Regions from separate parts of the Homo sapiens genome. Here all the other regions are linked to region 1. A link is a contact called in ENCODE Hi-C or POLR2A ChIA-PET data. All regions are on one chromosome and are shown on one strand. The core of a region is the stretch at or near the end of the contact, and the rest is flanking DNA. Distances in the headings are between cores, read along the strand shown.

What was found. A loop is a pair of places that touch in the nucleus more often than their neighbours do. ChIA-PET counts read pairs that join two places held with the same protein, here RNA polymerase II (POLR2A). Pooled maps may share reads with other maps.
Region 2: a loop to region 1 is called in a map with no recorded cell type, with 6 times the contacts of the local background. The contact joins the enhancer-like site here to the promoter of AKNA in region 1. A Hi-C loop is called at or near these places in 1 of 37 single-sample maps with no recorded cell type and 2 of 50 pooled maps. POLR2A ChIA-PET finds 5 or more read pairs at or near these places in 2 of 52 experiments (OCI-LY7 and activated B cell).
Region 3: a pooled map shows a loop between it and region 1 (3-fold over the local background). The contact joins the enhancer-like site here to the promoter of AKNA in region 1. A Hi-C loop is called at or near these places in 1 of 168 maps with a recorded cell type or tissue (B cell) and 3 of 50 pooled maps. POLR2A ChIA-PET finds 5 or more read pairs at or near these places in 1 of 52 experiments (B cell).
Region 4: a loop to region 1 is called in a map with no recorded cell type, with 6 times the contacts of the local background. The contact joins the enhancer-like site here to the promoter of AKNA in region 1. A Hi-C loop is called at or near these places in 1 of 168 maps with a recorded cell type or tissue (OCI-LY7), 3 of 37 single-sample maps with no recorded cell type and 6 of 50 pooled maps.
Region 5: a loop to region 1 is called in a map of naive thymus-derived CD4-positive, alpha-beta T cell, with 17 times the contacts of the local background. The contact joins the promoter of TXN here to the promoter of AKNA in region 1. A Hi-C loop is called at or near these places in 1 of 168 maps with a recorded cell type or tissue (naive thymus-derived CD4-positive, alpha-beta T cell), 3 of 37 single-sample maps with no recorded cell type and 12 of 50 pooled maps.

What each region holds. Positions count from the first base shown.
Region 1 is chr9:114,386,682-114,389,325 of GRCh38, reverse strand. AKNA (AT-hook transcription factor) reads left to right here and starts at 1,344. Exons shown (of 22, transcript NM_001317950.2): 1 at 1,344-1,466. It overlaps LOC124902253 (a long non-coding RNA gene), which reads right to left and starts at 1,276. Exons shown (of 3, transcript XR_007061742.1): 1 at 1,073-1,276; 2 at 737-881. RefSeq lists enhancers at 1,052-1,341, 1,382-1,511, 982-1,717, 2,532-2,644.
Region 2 is chr9:109,917,547-109,920,190 of GRCh38, reverse strand. The region is part of intron 3 of PALM2AKAP2 (PALM2 and AKAP2 fusion); the gene reads right to left. Among named protein-coding and RNA genes, the nearest start is that of PALM2AKAP2, 140 kb to the right of the region's middle. RefSeq lists enhancers at 1,033-1,102, 1,213-1,382, 1,623-1,672. Within about 2 kb of position 1,355, at least 7 of the 41 ENCODE cell types and tissues checked have a DNase peak (open chromatin) inside an H3K27ac peak, as active enhancers do; they include OCI-LY7, where a contact is called at or near this core.
Region 3 is chr9:109,966,426-109,969,069 of GRCh38, reverse strand. All of the region lies in intron 6 of PALM2AKAP2 (PALM2 and AKAP2 fusion), which reads right to left. Among named protein-coding and RNA genes, the nearest start is that of PALM2AKAP2, 190 kb to the right of the region's middle. RefSeq lists enhancers at 853-922, 1,313-1,432, 1,443-1,492, 2,173-2,272. Within about 2 kb of position 1,314, at least 9 of the 41 ENCODE cell types and tissues checked have a DNase peak (open chromatin) inside an H3K27ac peak, as active enhancers do; they include B cell, where a contact is called at or near this core.
Region 4 is chr9:110,140,163-110,142,806 of GRCh38, reverse strand. The region is part of intron 8 of PALM2AKAP2 (PALM2 and AKAP2 fusion); the gene reads right to left. Among named protein-coding and RNA genes, the nearest start is that of C9orf152, 67 kb to the left of the region's middle. Within about 2 kb of position 1,291, at least 11 of the 41 ENCODE cell types and tissues checked have a DNase peak (open chromatin) inside an H3K27ac peak, as active enhancers do.
Region 5 is chr9:110,255,188-110,257,831 of GRCh38, reverse strand. It overlaps TXN (thioredoxin), which reads left to right and starts at 1,325. Exons shown (of 5, transcript NM_003329.4): 1 at 1,325-1,420. The coding sequence starts at 1,397. RefSeq lists enhancers at 644-693, 734-933, 1-1,061, 1,804-2,133 and silencers at 1,074-1,313, 1,484-1,733.

The DNA of each region.
Region 1 (2,644 bases), core at 95-2,594:
TCCTGACTCAGAGTCTCTGGGTCCTGGGTGGGGCCAGTGTTGGGAGCCTCTTGTGCTCCTGTGCCCGCTTTTCTGTGAAGCTCCTGCTTCTCCCGCTTGACTCGCTCTGCCCCGGGTACACAGGCCTTGCTGTTCTCAGGGAAAGCCCGCTGGCTCCCCCACCTTGGCCTTTCCACTTGCCCTCCCAGAACACTCTGCCCCAAACCTTCTTGTGGCTTGCTTTTGACCCCTCTTCCTTCCAGTGCCTTATTTGAATGTCACCTCCTCATAGAGACCTTCCTGACCGTCCTATAACCCTTCTCCTCCAACCCATTACTCTTGGCCCCATGTGTTCTCTACCAGGGCCAGTCACCTGGGACACTTAAAATGTCTGATGCCCAGAGACTGACTCTGTTGGCCTGGGGTGAGCCCCAGGCTTCAGTGCCACCTGGCCTGGGACACGGATCGTCACCCAGTCTCATTGTTCACAGCTCTCTCCTTGAAATTATACATGTGCTTGCTTATTGTCCATGTCTCTGCTAGAGTGGAGAGCAGGGGACTGGCCTGTCTTCGGCCCTGCCATATTCCCAGGTGATTTAAAAGCACCCGCCACACAGTAGGAGCTCAGTGAGTACCTACGAATGAAGGAATGGGATGGTGGGGCTTGAGGAAAGATAGCTCGACTGACCATCAGGATCGATCTGTTCCCAACATCTGGTGAACCCTTGGAGGGTTCTTACAACAAGGGAAAGTTTACCTGATCCGCCAGGTTCACACCTCCATGCTGCCCCGAACATCCCACTCTGGCTGCAGGACCACCTCGGGGTGAGGACGGTGGGTTGAGATGGCAGGAATCACCACGGTCTCCCTGAGATTCAGGTTGCACATTGGCAGAGTCAGAGCTGGAAGGGCAGGAGTGGTGTTGAGTCTGAGCTCTCACCGTGCACATGGGCCCTGAGGCCTAGTGAGGGAAGGAGCCTCGGCTAAGGTCAGGCCGTGGTTGAAGAGGGCCTAGAGGGTAGGAGCTACAGCATGCTGTGTGACCTTGGCCAAGCCTCTGACCTTCTCTGTGCTTTAGTCTCCCCATCTGTACCTGCAGGGCCTGGGCTGAGATGATCCCAAGCCCAGGACGTCAGGAGTTTGTTCCCTGAGTCCTTTCCTGGGCAGCGCTGACTGCGGAGGGCTTGCAAGGGGTTAAGCTCCTCCAGCTCTTGCTCTGCACGCAGACAAACCCCCTCCTTCTGACAAACACTTGTAGGAAATCAGGCTGGGCGCTTCCTGCCGAGGCGAGGCGGCCTCAACCACGGCAGGGGCGGGGAGAGGTGGGGAGCGATGCTGGTCTGTGAGCAGCAGCTTGGGCTGGCAGAACGGCCTGGAGGTGGGCCAGGGCGCAATGGAGACAGGGGGCTCCCTGGGTTTGGAACAAAGAATTCACAGGCAGGTCCCCTGAAACTGGGTCGGCAGGACGGTGGTGGAGCCCGAGAGAGGTAAGGGATTGGAACGGAGGAGGGCCCGGGAGGCCGCTTTCCTTCTGGACGGGCCAGTCACAGACTCTCCGGGACAGTCCAGGCAGCCGGACCAGCCCAGCCAGGAAGTTGCAGCTGCTGGAGCTGCACCGCTTTTCTCTTGGCTTAGGGGATCCCGGCCTCCAGGGCAAGGGTGGATTTAAGGAGGATTTCGTCAAGCCTCAGGATGCTAGATTCCAGTCCTAGCTCTGATTCTGATCTCTTGTGAACTTGGGTAGGCGGGTCCATCTCTGTGCCTGGGGTGTCGTCGTCTGCACCTGGAGAGTTAGTGTCCTTGGTTGCTAAGGGGTCTCAGAGACGATGCAGGCATGGGCAGCAGGCCAGGAGGCAGCGACGGCGCCGGGGGGTGGTCCCTATTGAAGGAGTGGCCCCTTATGCCAGCTGCGTAAGAGCAAGGAGAGGAGCCAAGGACAGTCCGAGGACCAGCAGACCCAGCTCAGCTCTTGAGGATGGCAAGACCAGAGCTGGCAACAGCCAGGGCACCGTTTCTCTTTCTCCTCGGCCTCTGCTGCTGGAGCGGGCTGGGGGCAGGGAGGACACAGAGAGGGAGTGGCTGGTGCTTCCTTGTGGGACTAGAGTCCACACAGCTGGTGGGAACCCCTTGAGAACAGCAAGTCTGTGCCCTGCCAGCAGGTGGGTGGGGGTATGGTTGAGCCTTTTTGGAAGGTCTGGTTACTGATTTGGGGGGTGGTCTTCCTTCCCCATCTCCCTGACACATCTGACAGCCTTGGTTTCAGAGTTGCGGTACCCCAGCTTTGAATCCTCTGTCTGCGCTTCCTGGCTGTGAGGTCTTGTGAGAGCAGGCCATGTCTCTGTGCCTCAGTGTCTTCATCTGGGAGGTGTCAGGGTGTGGGTGGGGGTAGAAGCAGGGTGGCACCCTGGACAGCTCTGGCTGGATGGGAAGGGGCTGCAGAGGGCACGGGGAGGCTGTGCGGGCTGCGTAGCTGTGCTGGCAAAGGAGAGCCTGGGCGTCTGGGCAGTTCTGAGGGATTGAGCCATAAAGGGAAGGGTCCCTGGCTGTGGAATGACTGAGCGGGCGGAGAAGCCCTGTGTGGGTGGTGGGGAAGAAGAGTCCATCCCACCCAGGAACTGAAGATAGACACCTCAGGGGTCTGTTAGACCCTTGAGAGAGCAGGGGC
Region 2 (2,644 bases), core at 106-2,605, 4.5 Mb after region 1:
GGATGTGAGCAGATAAGACACAAGCAGAGGCTTGAAAAGTGCTTGCCCAGTTGAGCTTGTCCTCTTGCACCCCTTCCAATGCCAAGACAATAACTTATCTGGGCAGCTGCTGCCCCTTCAGCCTGGACCACAGAAAGAACACACATGGAATAGACCTGAGGCAAACCCATAGATAGGCACAGTGTGCCCTGGCCCTATGGGTTTCAGGGCTCTCAGCTATATAGTTCAGAAGCACCTGAAATTAGAGCCACTCAGCTAAGCCCAGCCTAGATCAGCAAATACCCAGCCTACTCACAGAAGTGTGGGCAAGAATAAATGACTTTGGGTTTAAGCCACTGAATTTGAGGGCGTGTTAGTTAGCATTATTGTGGTAATAATGAACTGGTACAGGTCAAATAGAAGTGTGTATACATTTTACATATATACACACACACACACACACACACACACACACATATGTATACACACATATATATATATACATCCTACTAATATATATCCCAATAATGTATATGCCAGTTATATAATATATATACACATATATTTATATGTGTGTTAATGTATTTATATATATCCCAATAATACCCAAAGCTAAACGATTAGAAAGAACATAAGGCACCCTCTCCTCCCTTCCCTAATCCTGAATCCTCTGAGAAATCTGGAGGGAAACAGGGCACACCTTCATGAGAATTAAGACTGAAAAAACAGAAAAATGTCAGTGATAGTTGTCTCTGAGTAATGGAATTAAAGGTGATTTCATTTTTAAAAAACAATTTTCAATATTTTCCCAGTTTAAAAAATTAGTTTGTAACTTATCTAACCAGAATGAAAACAACAAATTCCCTTTTCAAAATACCTCCTGAGGCTTTCTGCTGAGAAGGCAGCATCTCCCAGGCTGTGGCATGAAAGAGGGGCCAGGGCCTCAGCTTCCCATGTGTCTAGTGAAGGGGAAATGGGAGCACCCCAACATCTATTTAAATTCAAAATCAACATTTATGGAGCTTGTTTGGTTGGACTCCGAGCTAGGCACTACAGGGGATTCTAAAACAAACAAGATCGTGATAAAAATGGCTGACTAAAACCGAAAATGGCTGTCTCTCAGTAACTCACTTCTTCCAGTGAAGCAACCTTAAGTGGTTAAGAATTCTCTGCGACCTGATGCCCACTGGCTGGCCTGTCTCCACGGGGTGCCCTGGCCCTATGGGTTTCAAGGCTCTGCGCTATATGGTTCAGGTGCTAAAGATTTGGGTCATGATACTGTGTAACTGAGAAGGAACGAAGAGAGAGGGAGAGAAAAAAAAGGAACGAAATGAAACCTTTGTGATAACAACAACTGAGTTTCAACCCAAATGCAATGAATGAAGGAAATGGAGAGTTTATGTCAGATCCAATAGCAGATTTTTCTATAAGTTCACATGTGGCCTTGGGCCAGGCTCTGAGGGTGTGGTCAGTCCAGGCTGCTCTCTTTCTCAGGAAAACCTGAGTCCTGGGGCAAAGCAGCTTCGCAAGGAACAGAGTGTCATGGGGTTAACAACAGTCATCCCAGCCAGGCTGCAGACGCCACTGTTTTGTAGTTTCATGACTGAAATCTAATGCAGTCTTCTCTGGAAGAGCCAAGTAGATGTTGCTGTGCTAAAAATAAAGAATGGGCAGGAAGTGTAATTTACACGCAAGGTTAATTGAGGATCCGTAGGCTGTGGCAGGTGCACATAACAGCCTCTAACCTGCTTGCTCAGTTCCTTCTGAGCAAAAAGCAAACTGTAATAAGCCATAAGGAAAGGTGACACACTGCAGCTGTGTAGGTTTAATTTACTGGAGATGAGGTTGCAATCATGGCCAAATGGTCTTATAAAATGTACCTAACCCCAATAGATCATCCTCACAAGAAAACAGAAAGGAACTCTCGCTCTGGGAAGTGCATCGATCATGCTCTTATTTCAAAGTTTATTTAGACATTCATCCATCTAACTTCATGCAAACACCTTCTCTGTATCAGGCACTATGCTGAGCACTGGGGATGGAGAAATAAATCAGACACAGTGTCTGCTCATGAGACTTCTTGGTCAAGTAATGCAAACAGCCATGTGAACACATAAATTACAATACAAACCAAAAATAGCAATAATAGAGGAAAGAACAACATGCTGTAGAATAGTTGGTTCTGCCTGGGAGTGTGTGGTGGGGACGCTGAGTGGTCTTCTCAATATCTATTCTCCCCCTCTTCCAAACTAACAGAATCCTTATTTGGTTGGGGATGGCAACATGCCCACCTGAAAAAAATTATGTATCCTAGCTTCCACTGAAGATAAAGCTGGCCATGGGACAGCTCTGGCCAATGAGATGTAAGTAAAAATGATCCGAAGGGACTTCCACACAACTCCCTAAAAGGGAAAGGAGGGCTGGGTGCGGTGGCTCATGCCTGTAATCCCAGCACTTTGGGAGACTGAGGCTGGAGGATTGCTTGAGCCCAGGAGGATGAGACCAGCCTGAGCAACGTGGCAAGACAAGACCCCCACCTCTACAAATAATAAAAAGTTAGCTGGGCATGGTGACATATACCCTTAGTTCTAGCTACTCTGGAGGCTAAGGTGGGAAGATCACTTGAGCCCAGGAGTTCAAGACTGCAGTGAGTGATGATCACAAC
Region 3 (2,644 bases), core at 65-2,564, 4.4 Mb after region 1:
GCAGGAAAAGACTGTCAGATCAGAGGGTCTTGCATTTTACATTCCTGCAGCTGTTCTGTTCAGTTGCTTTCTAGTCAGTTTTTTTCTTAGTCTCTAAATTACCACAGTCTCTCTGTCTGTGTCACACTCCACAGTTTTATAGCCCGGAGAGGAACTGGGTCTGGGGTCACTCCCTGGAATCTGAGGATCATGTTCTGTCACTGGAAGAAATCCTGAGATTCTTCTAATGAAGACAGAGGGCTGACATAGCCAGCCTTTCCAGGGGTCTTAGTGGCAGACTTACTGGGAGTTTTGAAGTGAAATGTAGCTGCCCTGAAAATCGCGCTGAAAATCGCGGCTGGACTCCTTAGGGCTTCCCCCCACAATTCCTGTGCATTGATTTCACATGGAGTCCCCAGAAATTTGGGGGACTGGGAGCTGGGTACAAGTGGTAGATGCTGAAGGCTAACACAAAATCAGGGCCTCTTTCAGAAACCCAGGTTTCCCACCTCCCTTTGTAGGGTGCAATGAAACCCAACAGAGTGGCCAGAGACAGGGACTTTTGTCTTGGGAGAGTACTGTTTCCTGTTGATGATATAGCTAGACGTCTTCGGAGAAAACCTTTCACTGAGAGATCTAGTCGCTTCTGCTCTCAGTTTGGGCTATAAACAGGAAATAGAGAGAGCTGCTTAGAAATGAGATATCATTATAATCAAAATAGCTCTTGTTGATTTTTGCTTTCTCCTGGAATTCCAGTTTCCATTTAGTGGAAGAAGGAGGTTTCCCAGCAGATCCAGGCCTTCCACAGCCTATGGGGTACGCGAGGGCCTCAAGTTGCAAAGCAGGCAGGCCAGACCCCCAGGGCCATGGTGGCCTCTGAGCAAATGCAGGAGTCCCTCTCCCTGGGAGAAGTGCCAGAGAGGACTGTTCTGGGAGAGATTTCCAGAATTCCAGTATCCTTTCTTCTTCAGACCACACAGCCTCAGTCCTAAATCCTTTACCATTCATTCATTCATTCATTTATTCATTCCCTCATCAAACAAACATTGTTTGGGTCACTTTTGTGTGCCAAGCACTGTGGTAGACACCAGAACTATTGCAGAGAAAAAGACCAAGTCCTTGCTTTCAAGAAGCTTATGATCTGGTGTGAGAGATAGATACTCAGATACTCACACACCATCCTGCCTGTTGGAGAATAACTTCAAGTGGTCTTCATGGTACCCCAAACCCACAAATTTAAACACAACAAAGTCAACTTTCCCTGGTTGACTCATCCACCACTTTCTGTTCCTCCCAGAGCTTCCTTAAGCAGGCCATTGTGGTGGTTTTGAGACATGTCTAAAAATTCTTTGACACTTCTCCCTTCAAGACATGGAGTCTCAGCCAAGTGCGGTGGCTCACGCCTGTAACCCCAACACTTTGGGAGGCCAAGGCGGGCAGATCACCTGAATTCAGGAGTTTGAGACCAGCGTGGCCAATATGGTGAAATCCCATCTCCACTAAAAATACAAAAATTAGCTGGGTGTGGTGGCGCCTGCCTGTAGTCACAGCTACTCGGGAGTCTGAGGCACAAGAATCACTTGAACCCAGCAAGTGGAGGTTGCAGTGAGCCAAGATCGTGCCACTGCACTCTAGCCTGGGCAACAGAATGAAACTCTGTCTCAAAAAAAAAAAAAAAAGACACGGAGTCTCACTGCGCTACCCTTGCATATGGGCTGGCCTTAGTGCCTTGCTTCTAATACATAGAAGGTGGCAGAAGCGATGCTGTGAGACTTGGAGGCTGGGCAAGAAAAGGTAATACATCTTCTGCCTGGTTCTCTGTCTTGAGATACAGCTGCTGAGCTGTGAAGAGCCCCTTGCCACATGGAGATGCCCTGGGGAGATGTTCTCGCTGACAGCCCCAGCTGAGGTCCCAACAGCCAGCCAGCATCTACCACCGGACACGAGGGGGAGGAAGCCTTCAGGATGACTCTTGACTCTTGCCCCAGCTACATCTAACCACCAGCTTGTGACAGATCCCAAGAACTACATAGCTGAACTGCAAGAGATAATAATAACAACAACAGCATAGAACATAAATCATTTTCGTTTTAGCTTCTAGGTTTGGATGATTTGTTATGTGGCAAAAGACAACCAGAACAATCCTAGAAACACCGTGATGGAACTCCGTTCCTTAACAACTTTGCTACTCAAGGAGTGGCCGGCAGACCCGCGGCACCAGACCACCTGGGAGCTTGCTACAAACACAGACCATTGAGTACCGCCTGAGACCTACTGAACCAGAACCTGCATTTTCACAAGACTGCCAAACATTTCACATGCATGTTAAGCTTTAAGAAGCACTGCTTAGCAAGACTGTTTTGAAAGTACATTATTTTAAGGTCATGCTTTAAAATATTCAAACACCAAAAAATAACGTAACAGACACCAACGTACCAACCATCCAGATTTAAAAGATAAAAAATAGCAAGCATATATTCTGTGCTGAATACTATTGTAAGATCTTTACAAATATTGACTCCTTTAACCTTCATGACAGCCTTGTGAGAGAGGCACTACTTTGTCATTCATTGTTATGTGATAGAGGAAGAAACAGGACAGAAAGATTAAGTCATTCACTCAAGGTCACACAAGCTCATAAGCAGCAGTACTGGTATTAGAACAT
Region 4 (2,644 bases), core at 42-2,541, 4.2 Mb after region 1:
TTGTCTGGCTCCAAATCTATTTCTGTTTTGTTTTAAATCTCTTCCATTAACTTACTCTTAAATATCTCAAATGTGCCAAGTTCTCTATTCCTTTTGAGCCTCTCTTAGGTGCCCTTCCTTCTCCCCTACACCCTGAGCCCAACTTTACCCCTTCAGTTCTCAGCTTAGACAGTAATTTCCTAAGGAAGGAAGACTTTCTTTATCCTCCAAATGATATGGTCTTCCTTGTTTGTGCTCCTACAGGTCTCTGTGCTTCTCTGTCATAAAATTGCCTCATTTGTTTAATGTTGTTTCTCTTACTGAACCATTAAGTTCCCTGAGAGCAGGGACTATACATTTTTATTCACCTCTGTATAAACAAATGTCACTCAAATTCTATTTAAGTGGAGCTTCTTCCTTTAAAAGTCAAATAAGGGCCAGGTGCAGTGGCTCATGCCTGTAATCCTAGCACTTTGGGAGGCCAAGGCGGGCGGATCACCTGAGGCGGATCAGGAGTTGGAGACCAGCCTGGCCAACATGATGAAACTCTGTCTCTACTAAAAATACAAAAAACAAACAAACAAAAAATTTAGCTGGGCATGGTGATGGACACCTGTAATCCCAGCTATTCAGGAGGCTGAGGCAGGAGAATCACTTGAACCTGGGAGGTGGAGGTTGCAGTGAGCCGAGTTTGCCCCATTGCACTCCAGCCTGGGAGACAGAGCAAGACTCTGCCTCAAAAAAAAAAAAAAAAAAAAAGTAAAATAAGAACCAACAAGATAATTTCTAGATACCCGGTCATTAACAATGACTATATCCTTTTCAAAACAGAACTTCTATCATTCATTGTCCATCTTTTAAAAGCAAAAGCACTAAAAGCAAAAACAAATAGCATTTCCACACCAGGGGGATGGGGTTTCTGTCTAGATAACTTTTGTATGGAAAGAATTAGAAGATTTCTCCTTCCTTACCACATCTTGGCTCTCAGTGGATTTTATTTGCTTTAAGGTTTTAGGATTCCAGCATGCCACCAGCATGATTTCTACCAGAGAAGTTAAAAATTATATTTTTCATCACCTAGTATCCAATCATCAATCTGAGTCACACAACAAACTAGTGGAGTCACTTCTTCTGGCATGAAATATGAAATGTGCCGCAGGAACTTGGTAACACCTCCATTCACAAAACCACTGAAGCCAGGAGTTCTGACCCTAGCCATGAATTGTCTAGTTTGGCTGCTCAGAGTCACGTGTCAGCCTTCTCCCCGATCATGAACTTGGAGGTTGGCCAGCCAAGCAATACTCCAAAGATTTCCAGGCATGAACAGGAAGAAAATTGTATTTTACATTCCGTTTCTTTCAACTCATGTTGTAATTCTGGGAAGCCCGGGTGCCTGCTTTAAATGTTCTAGAGATAAACATGAAGGAATGACATGTATGCATATCATTATCATGATTGTACTCAATACGACATCAAGATTGGAACAGACTTGCACGGATGAATTACCATCCCCTTGTAGGGACCAGAAATCAATCCTATGGGGGTGGGATATGGGAGAAGAGATCAGCATTAGCATAGAGGGAAGTACTGGGGAGATTGATACTGGGTTGCTGGGATGCCAGTGGCAAGCCTTAGGATGCTGACTTGTTTAAGGCAACCTCGGTCCTGGTGGGGAAGCCTGATGGACAACAGCCGGTGGGGGAATCAGGAGAAAGCATTGAAATGTCTTTATATTAGACAGTTGTTTATGTGCTAGAAATAAAGTTGGAGGTAATATGGTGAGGGGTTCGATTAAGAGATAGAGACAGAGAAGCCTGAAAATACTCATGCTACGGTCTGAATGTTTGTGCCCGCCCCCCCATTATTCATTTGTTGAAACTTTATCACCAATTTGATGGCATATATTAAGAAAGTCACTGCACTCTTCCTCTTCTTCCTCCCTTTCCTTTCCTTCCCAAACAACTCAGTCCAAAAGTCACTAGGCCAGGCTGAATAAGATGGTACCTGCTGTAGTGTTGGAGCCCAGGGAGGGTAAGGAGGGTGTTGGTGAAGGGTCGTGGCAGTGGCCACCTGGAAAATGATGTCGGAGCCCAAGTTTGGTGAGGAAAACAGGAGACTGGTTATACTGGAGTGTGGGGGAAGGAGGGCTAGTTAAATAATAAACATATTACAGATAATAAAAACTAAGTATCTTTTGTCAAGAAGGTGGTCACAAATATGGAAAGGGAGAAAGTATGAATGAACTTTTTATTAAATAAGAATTAAAAAGCATCAGGGCAAACTCATGGTTTTCAAGAGAGATGTGTGTAATTTCTAATTCTGTCCACTGAGAGTGCCTGGGGCTAGTGACAATGCAATAACAATGAGCACAGCTAGCACTCAGATCTTTGTTTCTAAATACCATTCTCCATCATCAGAAACTAGTGCTCTTCAGAGAGACGACCGATTTCAGGGTTGGGAAAGTATAAGATGAAACTGGAATATCTTGCGATGCCAGAAATTGAGGAAGCATTCAAAGGAAAACGGGGACATCTCCAAAGGACATACAAGTTAGCCAGAAAGGGCTCCCGTGAGCTGTAACTGAACAAGTTGCGGATAAAAATAATAAAAGAAATGGATTATAATCCATTGAATATCACAGGAATCCATTGAATATCACAGGAAT
Region 5 (2,644 bases), core at 76-2,575, 4.1 Mb after region 1:
CTTTGCACAATAGATTCAAAACCTCTGGTTTCCTCCCTTCCTCTGTCTGAAAGAGTGAAAGAAGGAAGCCAGGGATTTCAGGGGGCAGCCAGGCAGCAGTATCACCACCCCTAGGCAATCACACCTAGTTGCAGCTTCATCGGGAACAGCTCAGCTCTGAAAACACAGACCTGGGACTCTCCCTCCCAGCCTTCTAGCTCTCGTTCCTGTGAGCAGCTTTTCAACCTCCACTTCCAGCCGCTGACAGGCCCTCCTGGCTCCACAAGGCCAGCTAACATACCCACCTTCCACAATCCCCAGCCCTGCCAGACATAACCTGCAACAGGCATTCCTGGATCAATGCAAACTCCGACTTCTGTTCCAGGAGTCTGCCTCTGTTAGAAGAATCTCACACAAGTGTGCGTGCTGTGCCATTGTAAATGCTGTATAAGGTGGCCAGGCCCAATCAGTCCCTGCAAGACACCGAACAGTAAGAACTATCTATGGAGTGTTTACTATGTGCCAAGCACCGTCCTTTGCAAGCACTATTAACCCTCAAAATACCACCACCGTGAGATTGAGACCATCATGATTCCCGTTCTACAGAAGGAAACACTGAGACTTCAGGAGGTCAGGACCTTTCCAGGGTCACAACTGCGTAACTAAGTTGCAGAGCTCAACCCAGTGGCACTTCCATCTCACACGCAGCTGTCTGATGGTCAAGAGCCCAACCAGTCCCCCGGTCGTTTCTACCGCACTAAACCGCTGTGTCAAGCTGGAGCAGCGGGCTCAGCAGTGAAAATGAAAGAACAGAAGGAGGTTACAGAGAAGAGAACGGTCACGGTAAATTCCGGAGAGGAGGCAAGGACGTACACACCGAGATACTTCCCGGTCACCGTTACTCAGCACTTTGTGGGGTTCACGTGGCTGGGGGGGCCGGGGCGTGGCGGCCCTTTTCGAGGAATCCAGCCCTGCCTGGGCGGTCCCCATCTCGAGCGTGGGCGTGTTCGATTCAGGCCCGGCGGACGCATCCCCAGGTGACCCGGGAGGGACCTTGTGTCTCTGGGGGTGACTGTCCGTCTCCCCGCCTCCCACCGTCACGCGCAGTGCTGATCCCCACTTCCAGCTGGAGTGCGAGCTGGGCTTGGGGTTACAGGAGCCGAAGCCCTGGAGCTCCGCCCCACGCTTGCGCCAGCCCCGCCCCGATCCCGGCTCGCAGGCTCCAGGGGCGGGGCGTGGCCGGGGCGCAGCGACGGGCGCGGAGGTCCGGCCGGGCGCGCGCGCCCCCGCCACACGCACGCCGGGCGTGCCAGTTTATAAAGGGAGAGAGCAAGCAGCGAGTCTTGAAGCTCTGTTTGGTGCTTTGGATCCATTTCCATCGGTCCTTACAGCCGCTCGTCAGACTCCAGCAGCCAAGATGGTGAAGCAGATCGAGAGCAAGGTACGCGCTACCGGGGAAGGCCAGGGTGCCGGCGCCGCGCGCGGCCTCTGTAACTGGGGAAGGCGGTGGCGGGAGGTGGGGAAGGCGGTGGCGGGAGGTGCGGAGGCCGCCCCTCCGCATCGCCAGGGGAAAGGGACGCGGCGTCTCGGCCTGGGACTGCGGGAAGCAGCGGCCTGGGCGCGCCCGAGGCGGTGGAGCCTGCCCTGGAGGAAGGGAGGAGAAGGACGAGGGTCCCCTGGAGGGCGGAGTGGCGGTGCCCAGCGTTTCTCGCACCCTGTTCCTCGGGGGATTGCACGCACGCGGGGAGCGTCCGGGGGATGTGAGAGCGCAGACAGCGTGAGGAGTCCCCACGCTGCGCCTCCTGCACCCTCCCGTCCGGGCAGCCCCGACTGGAGGAAGATGAGGGAATGGAAGGGGTCCGCCCTTGGCCCCCCATCTGTATCCAGATTCAGGCCCCAGGCAAGGATAGGGAGGGCCCTTGCAGAAGGCACGGGTCGGTGGCCGCCGCTGCCTTTCCGTATGTGAAGTGATCCACCCGCAGCGGGGGTAGTGATCTCCCTTTGGGAGCGGGTCTAGGCCGGAGACCCCCGCCTGCCTCCACCCATGCCCGACCCCAAAGGTGACGCGTGCTGTATCCGCACTAAGGGGGCGGATTGCGGCTGGAGACCCCCTGGCACGTGCAGGTCTGTCCAGGAGGCCCGAGGGCCCCAGGTGACCGCGAGGAAGTGAGGTCCGGGCCGCGCCCACGGGACTCCTGTGGCGCAGGGCGCGTTTCCGGCAGCAGTGGCTTTGGAATGACTGAGTCCCCAAGGTTGGGCCCGGGGGCCTCGGCTGCCCTGCCCGTCCATGATTCACCCTCAGTCGGTGGGTTTTGCTGGAGCCAGGGTTCCTCCTGGGAGCAGCCGCGCCCTGCTGCCTGCTCGCCGACCTATCGGTATCCCGATCGTTGTTTTGTCCTCTTAAAAATGCCCAAGGCGAAACAGCCTTCCCATGTTTGAAAGTTATTGCAAGCCTAAAACCTTGTAGACTGGGAAACCCAGAGCCTAACGCGCAGTGTCTAGTCCAATGTAGCCACTCCAGAAATATTTGTTAAATGCAGCGTCAGAAAAGTGAGTGGAGGAAATTGATACTGCTCGAACGGTAGAAGACCCCTCGCCAGCGCCTACCCTGCGATTACCCCTCCCTACCTGCGGGAAGCAGAGGAGGGCGGGTCCTCGCCCGCCT